2 separate regions of the Homo sapiens genome follow, and region 1 is linked to region 2. A link is an interaction called in ENCODE POLR2A ChIA-PET data of the cell type or tissue named here. Cell type or tissue: Panc1. All regions are shown on one strand.

Region 1 (5,000 bases), 290 kb before region 2:
CAGGCGTGAGCCACCGCGCCCGGCCTCAGTGACTTATTTTAACGTAATCTACCTTTAGTTTCTTCTTGCCTTTGTCTTTTCTTTTCTGAGACAACGTTTTGCTCTGCTGCACTGTGTGGCCGTGTTGCCGAGGTTCTCAAACTCCTGGCTTCAAACGATCCTCCTGTCTTGGCCTCACAAAGTACCCGGATTGCAGGCGTGAGCCACTGTGCACAGCCCACTTGTCTTATTCAAGAGTTATTTTAGTTGTAGAGATGATACGCATGTAAACTGCTTCATGATGCCCAGTGTTGCATTATTGGAACGCTAAGCATGTGGGAGTTATTTATATCCTGCTCAAGGTACGATTTTTCACACGTCTGCAGTTCAAATAATTGTAACCTCTGGCATAAATGGGTTAAGGTTTTAGGGGTATATCATGAAACTTGAGCTAAATAGTGTCATGCTTCTCTTGTTGGTGGGACCGAGGTCTGTAATGCCACCAAGGACTATTGGTGACAAATCTCTAGCCCCCTGTGGTCTCTTATGTCATATGTTTGGGGCGTATTTCTTTTCTCATTCCTCAGTTCCTCCTTTGGGAGGCCAAGGTGGGAGGATTGTTTGAGGCCAGGAGTTTGAGACCAGCCTGGGCAACATAGCAAGCCAGTGTCTCCACAATCACCACCCCTCATGTTCACATACACAGGCTTGCATGCTGCAGCCACGTTAGAGCCAAGTTTGCTATCATTAACCCTGGGGTTCACTCTGGCATTCTCTTAGTTCTACTGAAGGTTTGATTTGCCACTATTTTTTATTTATTTATTTGGAGGCAGAGTCTCGCTCTGTCACCCGGGCTGCAGTACAGTGGTGCGGTATTGGCTCACTGCAACATCTGCCTCCCAGGTTCAAAGCGATTCTCCTGTCTCAGCCTCCTGAGTAGCTGGTATTACAGTTGTCTGCCACCATGCCCAGCTAATTTTTGTATTTTTAGTAGAGACGGGGTTTCACTATGTTGGCCAGGCTGGTCTCGAATTCCTGACCTCAGGTGATCTGCCCGCCTCGGCCTCCCAAAGTGCTGGAATTATAGGCGTGAGTCACCGTGCACCAGCCTGATTATCTATTTTTTAAATTTATTTTTTAAAGGCATGTTTTACTCTGTTACCAGGCTGGAGTGCAGTAGGGCAATCTCTAGCTCGTTGCAACCTCCGCCTCCTGGGCTCAAGTGATCCTCTTGCCTCCGCCTCCCGAGTAGCTGGGACTATAGGCGTGCACCACCATTCCTGGCTAACTTTTTCTATTTTTGGTAGAGACAGGGTTTCACCGTGTTGCCCAGGCTGGCCTTGAACTGCGGAGCTCAAGCAATCTGCCTGCCTTGGCCTCCCAAAGTGCTGGGACTACAGGTGCGAGACACCGTGCCTGGCCATAATCTTTTTTTTCTTAGACTTATAAGGATCCCCATTGTGTGGGTCTAAATTTCTTTTTAGAAAACTTTTCTGACTGGGTGCTGTGGCTCACATCTGTAATCCCATGGCTTTGGGAGGCCGAGGTGGATGGATCACTTGAGGCCAGAAGTTCGAGACCAGCCTGGCTAACATGTCGAAACCCCATCTCTACTGTAAATACAAAACTTAGCCAAGCGTGGTGGTGCACACCTGTAATCACAGTTACTCAGGAGCCTGAGGCATGAGAATTGCTTGAACTTGGGAGCTGGAGGTTGCAGAGAGCCAAGATGGCACCACTGTACCCCAGCCTGGGCAACAGAGCAAGACCCTGTCCCCCAGAAAATCCCAAAAACGTTTCCTGCTTTGAGTGTTTGAAAACAGATATTCAGGCATCCTGGGTAGTTGAGAATGAATTTCTGGGAACATTTGTGTTCTCTGATCCCTCCAGGTTGAAGACCTATGAAACTAATTTGGAAATCAAGAAGCTGTTGGAGGAAGTGAAAGAAAAGAATCCCAAGCTGACTATTGATTGCAATGCTTCCGGGGCAACGGCACCTCCGTGCTGTGACTTTTTTTGCTGAGCAGCCTGGGATCGCTCTACGAATTACACAGGAAGCGGGATTCGGGTCTCTAAGATGTCTTATGAATGCAGGTCAGAGGGTCACATGTTAACACTAGAGTCTGTCGAGAGGTAGGATTTGACACTGGTTTTCTCACTATTTTTGGGAGATTCTGCACGAGTCACGCACCCCCTTCACATGACGCTATGTACTTTCTCACAGGGATAATAAAGTTAGAGCACTCTCGTTGCAGCTGCGTTTATTGACATGCTCAGGAGCAAACCTGCAATAAACATGGTACTCTGTGCTTTGTCTAGGAGGAAGTATTGCTAAGAAGTTCAGGGATGATTCGGTTGATTCTTCTATTTCTTTTCTTCCCTAACTCAGGCGCCATGTGGTCTACTATCTGCCAGGTGCATCTATGTGATCAGTGTGTCTTTGTGACTTATGTGATCATAACTTATGTGATCAACCCACGCATTGACAAACGGGCCAGATAGTTCATATGCTTGGCACTGTGGGCCCCGCGGTCTCTCATCAGCTCTCAGCTGTGCCTTTGGACATGGAAGCAGCGCAGGGCCTGGCTGGCACCTGCGGAGGCTTCCCAGAAACAGCTCGTGGGCCATGGGCAGCCAGCCCTGTTCTAATCTATCCTGTTACTCACAAAGCACAAGCTTACAGTCACTGTTGCCTTTAATTCAGAAGATGGCCCTGCCTCACGCTGGTTCTGCTCGGCTCCCACGGGCCGCCTCCTACTCTCTGTGTGTGTGTGTATGTGTCTCTCTCTCTCTCTGTCTCTGTGTGTCTCTCTTTGTTTCTCTGTGTCTGTCTTTTTGTCTCTCTGTCTCTGTGTCTGTTTCTGTGTGTGTGTCTCTGTGTCTGTCTGTGTTTCTCTGTGTGTGTCTCTGTCGCTGGGCGTTTCTATCTCTGTCTTTGTATGTGTCTCTCTGTTCTTTCGTTTTTTTTTTTTGTTTTTTTTTTTGAGACGGAGTTTCACTCTTGTCGCCCATGCTGGAGTGCAATGGCGTGATCTCAGCTCACTGCAACCGCGCCTCCCAGGTTCAAGTGATTCTCCTGCCTCAGCCTTCCGAGTAGCCGGAATTACAGCCCTGTGCCACCATGCCTGGCTAATTTTTTGTATTCTTACTAGAGACGGGGTTTCACAATGTTGGCCAGGCTGTTCTCGGACTCCTGACCTCAGGTGATCTACCCGCCTCAGCCTCCCAGAGTGGTGGGATTACAGGCGTGAGCCACCGAGCCCAGCCTGTCTGTCTGTTTCTGTGTGAGTCTGTGTGGCTGTCTCTGGGAGTCTCTGTGTATGTCTCTGTCTCTCTCGCCTCCCCGTTTCTCTCGGCTTCCCATTGCCATGGCAAACACAGCTTTTCCACACCCTGTATTTGGTCATTCATAGAAAATGCATAGAAGTCACTCCGCAATTTTCCTTAAGAATGAAAAGTTGTCACCATGATGTTAGCACTGGCTTCCAGGCGCTGCCAAAAGGGACTGACCCCTCTCCTCACTTGGCTCTCCACGCTTGCGGTAGGTGATGAGACTATTTTAATAAGAGCAGCCAGGCGCTGTGGCTCACACCTGTAATCCCAGCACTTTGGGAGGCCGAGGCGGGCGGATCACCTGAGGTCAGGAGTTCGAGACCAGCCTCAACATGGAGAAACCCCGTCTCTACTAAAAATACAAAATTAGCCGGGTGGGGTGGTGTATGCCTGTAATCCCAGCTACTCGGGAGGCTGAGGCAGGAGAATCGCTTGAACCCGGGAGGCGGAGTTTGCGGTGAGCTGAGATTGTGCCACTGCACTCCAGCCTGGGCAATAAGAGCAAAACTCTTGTCTCGAAAAAAAAAAAATAAGAGCATTGATATGGGGAAAGTTGTCATGGTCCCAGGCACAAAAACACGGGCATATGGCTAATGCTTTAGGTTGAAAGCTTGTATGACAAAGTTTTCTTTTCTTTTTTTTTTTTTTTTTTTTTTTGAGATGGAGTCTTGCCTCTGTCGCCCAGGCTGGAGTGCAGTGGTGCGATCTTGGCTCACTACAACCTCTGCCTCCTGGGTTCAAGTGAGTCTTCTGTCCCAGCCTCCGGAGTAGCTGAGACTAGAGGTGTGCGTCACCATGCCTGGCTAATTTTTGTATTTTTAGTAAAGACGAGGTTTCACCATGTTAGCCAGGCTGGTCTTGAACTCCTGACCTCAGGTGATCTGCCCGCCTTGGCCTCCCAAAGTGCTGGGATGACAGGCGTGAGCCACTGTGCCTGGCCTGACAAAGTTCTTTTTACTAACCCAAACCTGGAGGTTGAGTGGCTTCAGCACTGAATGATCCCATGAAGGCCCTCATTTATCTTGCTGTTGAGCATTGCTGTCTTTCGTGAGCCCTTGTCAAGATAAGTCTTCTCAAATGCTCGAGATCACTGTGGTGTTTAAGGCTACAGTCAGCTGGTAGTAATGCAGGCTGTGGGTGGTAACAGTGTTTAGCGGGATACAGCTCACACCGATGGGAAGGGTGGTAGAGACAGCGTGAATAAAGGAAGTGGTCAGGTGATGAGAGGTAGGGCTGAGTCAACATTTAGGGTTCTACATGCACATGAAGTTCCCGTGTAGAATTTGCTAAAAATAAAGACACAAAGATAGTAGGTAGAGGCTGGGAGTGAAAACATCTGGGTCGGACTCTGCTGCATATTTAATTGAAGTTTTTTTCCCCTAAATATTTTATCTACTTAAAAATTTTGATTTTGTTTAAGATAGTAGTCTTTTTTTTGGTGGGGTGGTGGGGCGGACAGAGTCTCACTTGGTTGCCTAGGCTGGAGTGCAGTGGCGTGATTTCACCATGTTGGCCAGGCTAGTCTCAAACTCCTGACCTCAGGTGAGCCACCCGCCTCGGCCTCCCAAAGTGCTGGCATGACAGGCGTGAGCCACCGTGCCCAGCCAAGATGGTGGTGGTGCTGTGTTGCCCACAGCCGGGTTGGAGTGCAATGGTGCGATCTTAGCTCACTGCAGCCTTAAACTCAA
Region 2 (5,000 bases):
CCTGGCCCCCCTGACACCTGAGGGTCACAGGACTCCCCTGGGTGATCACAGAGCCTGGTTCAGCCCAGAGGGTGGGCTTGGGGAGGTGCCCTGGAAGGAAATCAGGAGTCAGATTCTAACTCATTTCCCACCCAACCCAGCAGATTCCAGCTCTCAGCCCAGGACCCTCCAGACGCCCCCATCAGTCAGCCCAGAACTGCTATTCCCCATCCCCAGCGGCACGGGGGTGGCCCCTTGTCCCCAGTGAGGAGGAGGGACCTGGAAGAGCTGGGGACAGACTCACCTGCCTGCACGTGGGTCCGGGGGCCCAGACTCAGCCCTGGAAGAGAGTTCCCGGTGAGGGATTTGCCCCCTGAAGCCTGGGCAGGTCCTCCCCTCCCTGGGATCTTTGTGAGCCCCTGGGGTCTCCTTAGGGACAAGAGTTTGGCTGTGGGGTGAGGTCCCTCTTAGGTTAGAAGCTCCCCTCCTTCTTCAAATCTCACCGAGACAGATCAGGACCGTGAGGATGGGGGTCATGGCGTCTCCTCCCACTGCCCTGCTCTGTGGATGGATGAGCCCTCGGTGCTGGCAGGATAGAGAGACACACAGAGTGTGGCCAATCGGAGGCTGGGTCCTTCTTCTCATGGGGTGCTGTCATCTGCAGCCACACAGGAAGTGGAACTGCCCTCCCCAGGACCCTTGCTCTCATTCCATTAGGGCTGAGGTGGGGGCAGTCACTAGGCCCTCTGCATCATTTCAGATGGTAATGGGCCCTTTCCTGACCCCCAGCCACCGTCTGTCTGGTTTGTTTTCATCCCACTGAGAGCCAGGATGTAGCAGCAAATAAAACTGGTTCCTTCCTGTGTCTGCCCTTCCTGACGAGGGTAGCGGAGGCATCTCCTTCCTTCTCACAGCCTCCCACATGGTCACCCTCCCTCCTTCAGCCGTCCATCAGCTCAGTGTTGTGGGGTCCTTACCATGGCAGTCGTCCCTCCAGCCCTGGAGATGCTTCAGGGAAGACCCAGGTCCATGCTGCAGGCAGACTCAGATCAGCAGAGACGCATCTCGCATCTGGCTGTGCCGCCCAGGCTGAGCTGCGTGTGGCAGTGAGCACAGAAGAGAAATGCAGGGAAATAGGGAAGAAAAGTTGACTTCTTTCTTGACACTGGATTGTGGGTTTTCTTTCAACCAAATAGTCCCCTCTTAACTTCCCCTTTTTAAAATATTTTGCTACAGTGTCCAACCCCACCCCCCGGGAACAAATCTCTGAGTCTTTCCTGCCTCCTCGGTGCCCTTTGCTTACTTGGCCGTCCCTCTGCACCTCAATCCCTGTTCAACGCTTTGGGAACAATGACTTATATTTGAGCTTTGATTTGGGGAGTTGGGGGGGAGTTATATTTATTCAACGACTGGTTATCATCCACTGCCTACGTGACCTCGGGCGGTAATGAACCATCTCTGAGCCTCAGATTCTTCCTTTGCCGACTGTTGTCACAAATCCCACTCGTGACAGTGGTTGTACGGTCAGTGGTGCTGGAACATTAGGAGGGGCTCATTTGTGCCTGATTTCCAGACCAGGGTAAGACCTGAGGTGTTTGGGACATAAGAGGATCTTGGCGTTGGACTCCACAGTCTACGTAGGTGATTGATGTGTCCACTCTGGATCTCACATCTGACCCTAATGGATAGATGGACGTGTATTTGTCCATCTATCTGGGCATTTCTGAAATACCCAGAGCATCAATGTCATGAGCAGAAAAAGAGATGTGGAAGTTCCCAAGTGTAGATGGATCCACAGGAAAGAACAGAGGCCACAGGTGAGATGCCACAGGGACCTGGGACCATCAAGGGCTCATTAGGGTGGAGGTTTCCACCACTGAGTGGAGCCAGGAGAGGAACCTCGGGATCTGCAATGACAGTGAGGGGCTCAGGGCTCCAGACCAAGGTGGGAGGCTGCGTCCTCCAGCTACACCTGAGGCTGGAGTGGACCCCAAGCAGCCCAGGGGAATTCCCTCAAGGGAGTGCACCAAACCGTCCAGTGACAGAGCTGCTGGGATTCCAAAGAAAGAAGCACTAAACACCAGGGTGTTCATAGATCATTTATTAGGGAGACTTCTGCACAGTGGGGCACCCTCGTCTCCTTGCCCAGTGTCTCCTTGTGGATCTCAAGGATGTGCTTCCACATAGCAGCATCTTCTTCAGATGGACAAGGAGACACTGGGTGTTCTACCCGAAGCTTTAACTTAAAATAAAAATAAAAACAAAAATAAACCCCTAGAGAATATGATCTCTCAGTAGAGTTGTTTCTTGGGATACACAGGCAATTCGTTTCAGTACCCGCTACATGCACCAACACCTGCTCGTACTCCAGCCCCGACATTGTCTCTGCTGGGCCTGCATATAGGAAAAGTCTGCCGTTCATATACACAAGTCTTGCATCCCACAAATGCTACAGTTTTGACCCCCGTTTGGTTGAAAAAAGTGTGCATATAAGAGACCCCAGGAATTCAAGGCTGCGTTGCTCCAGGGTTGTCTGGATTTTGAGTTTATTTGGGAGTGAGAAGCAAGGATTACAATCTGGAGTGCATGGCATGGCAAGCCACAGTGTGTCCGGAGAGGGAAGTGTGATGTTGTGATACACACTGGTTTTCACCTGCGGTTCCTGGCTCATAGCTCCATAGCCCTTGTTACAGTCTTTTGTTATAACATTGGCTGTGTTAGGCCTTAGGGGAGGCCTCTGACCTCCTCCTGCCCTTCCTTCACCTGCCCAAGGCAAGACTCTAATGTCCCTGCCTTTCTGATGGTGGCTCTTAAGACCCTCCCAGAAGATGGTCTCAGCCTGTTCCTTGTGGGAGGAAATACTGACATCATGAAGCTTCATAAAAACCCAAGAAGACTGGGTTTCGTGGGTTTCTGGGTGGTTGAGCATGTGGAGACTCCTGGAGGGTGATGCCCAGGGAGGGTATGGAAGCCCTGCGCCCCTTCCCCCATGCCTCCTCCTATGAGTCTCTTCATCTGTGTCCTCTGCAGTGTGCTTTGTATTCAACCAGGAAACGTCAGTGTCTCTCTGAGTTCTGTGAGCTGCTACAGCAAATTAATCAAACCCAAAGAGGTGGTCATAGGGTCCCCAACTTGAAGCCAGTCAGTCAGAAGTTCTGGAGGTCTGGACTTGGGAATGGTGTGGGGGCAGTGTTGGGGACTGAACCATTCAATCTGTGGGATCTGGGACTGTCTCTGGGTAGACAGTGTCAGAGCTATGCTAACATTCTCAAATATCTGCTAGCCGTGATAAATAAATCAATGTACTTTATGTTATTAGCTCCCACAATTTAGCCTAAATATTTGCCCTGGCATGCTTATACTGGTCCAAGCAAGCATTAGGTCATAGCCTGTTCCTCTTCCTTATTTGAAGGTGTTTTCACCTTTCTCAGCATTCCACAAGTTACTTCCTCCTTCCTTTGTTCTGCTCTACCTTTGCCTCTTTTCAGAAGTTCTAAGTTACTAGCCAATCGGGACAAATACAGAGTGTGAGGTCCTGTTCCAGCCAGTGGAAACCGGACAGAGCAGTAGGGTGGACGTGTCAGGTTATAAATGACCCTGTCTCTTTTGTTTTGTGTACTCTCGAAGCAAAACTGCTGGTGAGTGTACCCTTGCTGCAGAAAATAAAAATGGTCTTGCTGAGTAAATTAAATTTATGTTCAAGTGCTATTTGTTTACGGCACTGGGGAAGAAGCATTTAAACACTCAGCTGGCGTCCGCTACTGGGTCTAGGAAAAAAAATCCCACACATCTGGTCCTAGAAGTCTTCTTCTGTGAGGATGATTCCTGTGGTGTGAGAGTAGAGGAAAAGCACCATAGAGAGAGCTCTCTGACATACAGAAGTAAAGGAAGTTCTTATCAGCAACAAGAGAGAGGCTGACAGAGCTGCTTAGAAACAGAGTTCCCTGATTCCAGAGGTTCAAAGCCAGAGTTGCTGTCAGTCCATTGGAGGAGATGCCGTTGCTGGGCAAGTTTTTTCTCGAGAGCATCTTATCTGAATTCCTGACATCCTAAAGAATATCTAGTGATAAACCTCGTCAAAGCAGGAGGGGGTGAAGGACATGGAAGGGTTTCTTGTGGGGTTTTTAAAAAGTCCTTAGAAGCAGCTCTTATCTGAGAGCTGGAAGCATGGGCCTCCTCTCCTTCAGGCCTTCCTGGCCCTGTGGGGTCTGAGCTTGACCAAAGTCATCTCATCCTTGCACATGTGACTTTCCTATTGGGTGTCTGCAGTGAAGGGATTGGGTTACGAAGTTTAACCTGAGAGTTTCAGGAATTTCGTTGAGGGGAGGGCTTGTTTCTACCTCTTTAGCAAAAGGGTTAATTTTTCAGTGTTTTCTAAAAACAACCTAAAGTGCTTTATCAGTACTTGGGGATGCTGAAGACCTCAGCTTGGGTTCCAGCCTGCAGGTGAAAGCATGCATCTGTCCAACCCACAGAGCAGCCATGGCACTTTGTCTCTCTCTCAGAACAAAGCAAAAAATGGAGGAAACCGTGGGACCCTAGAGAGACTGTTGTTCTCCCTCTTCTGTGTTTGTGGACAGACCCTGGGATAGCTCCCCTCAGTGACCCGGGCCACACTCAGCATTGAGCCACCTTCCCGGGTGTGCATGACACAGATGCGCTTTATCACTGCTGGACCAGGCATCTCTAGCACGTGAGTGTGAGGCTCACATGGGCCCCACCATGCCGGACAGAACACAGAGCTGATTCTAAGCTTGGCAGCATGGACACCGCAGGGCAGGAGTGACCACAGCAATGCTCCTCATCAGCTTTCCTTCCTGAGTCAGCCCGGGGAGAAACTGTATGGAAGATCACATGTGTGGGAGAAAAACCCACCCAAGAGAAATAAAAATCAAAAAGTCCATTACAGAAAAAACAGGCAATTATAGAAATGAATTAGGAAGCTACTGTGAGGTGAAAAATAGTAAATCATATCAACACATTTAGAAATAATTGCATCAAGAACAAGACACAGCTGAAAT

The links. Peaks named below come from ENCODE experiments on the same cell type or tissue, not always from the same donor. Only the 100,000 strongest peaks of a DNase experiment are listed, where the experiment ranks them.
Region 1: POLR2A ChIA-PET joins it to region 2 with 10 read pairs; 3 of 35 experiments call an interaction of 5 or more read pairs at or near these places.

Annotation. Positions count from the first base shown.
Region 1 is chr19:54,920,742-54,925,741 of GRCh38, reverse strand. NLRP7 (NLR family pyrin domain containing 7) reads left to right here. Exons shown (of 11, transcript NM_001127255.2): 11 at 1,870-2,227. The coding sequence ends at 2,002. It also overlaps a transcript of NCR1 not described here. Among named protein-coding and RNA genes, the nearest start is that of NCR1, 17 kb to the right of the region's middle. RefSeq lists enhancers at 4,414-4,913, 4,914-5,000. In Panc1, no CTCF peak of the experiment used is centred here; no DNase peak of the experiment used is centred here.
Region 2 is chr19:54,626,590-54,631,589 of GRCh38, reverse strand. LILRB1 (leukocyte immunoglobulin like receptor B1) reads right to left here and starts at 1,106. Exons shown (of 15, transcript NM_001081637.3): 1 at 957-1,106; 2 at 483-564; 3 at 284-319; 4 at 1-90. The coding sequence starts at 516. In Panc1, no CTCF peak of the experiment used is centred here; no DNase peak of the experiment used is centred here; H3K27me3 peaks cover 1,325 bases.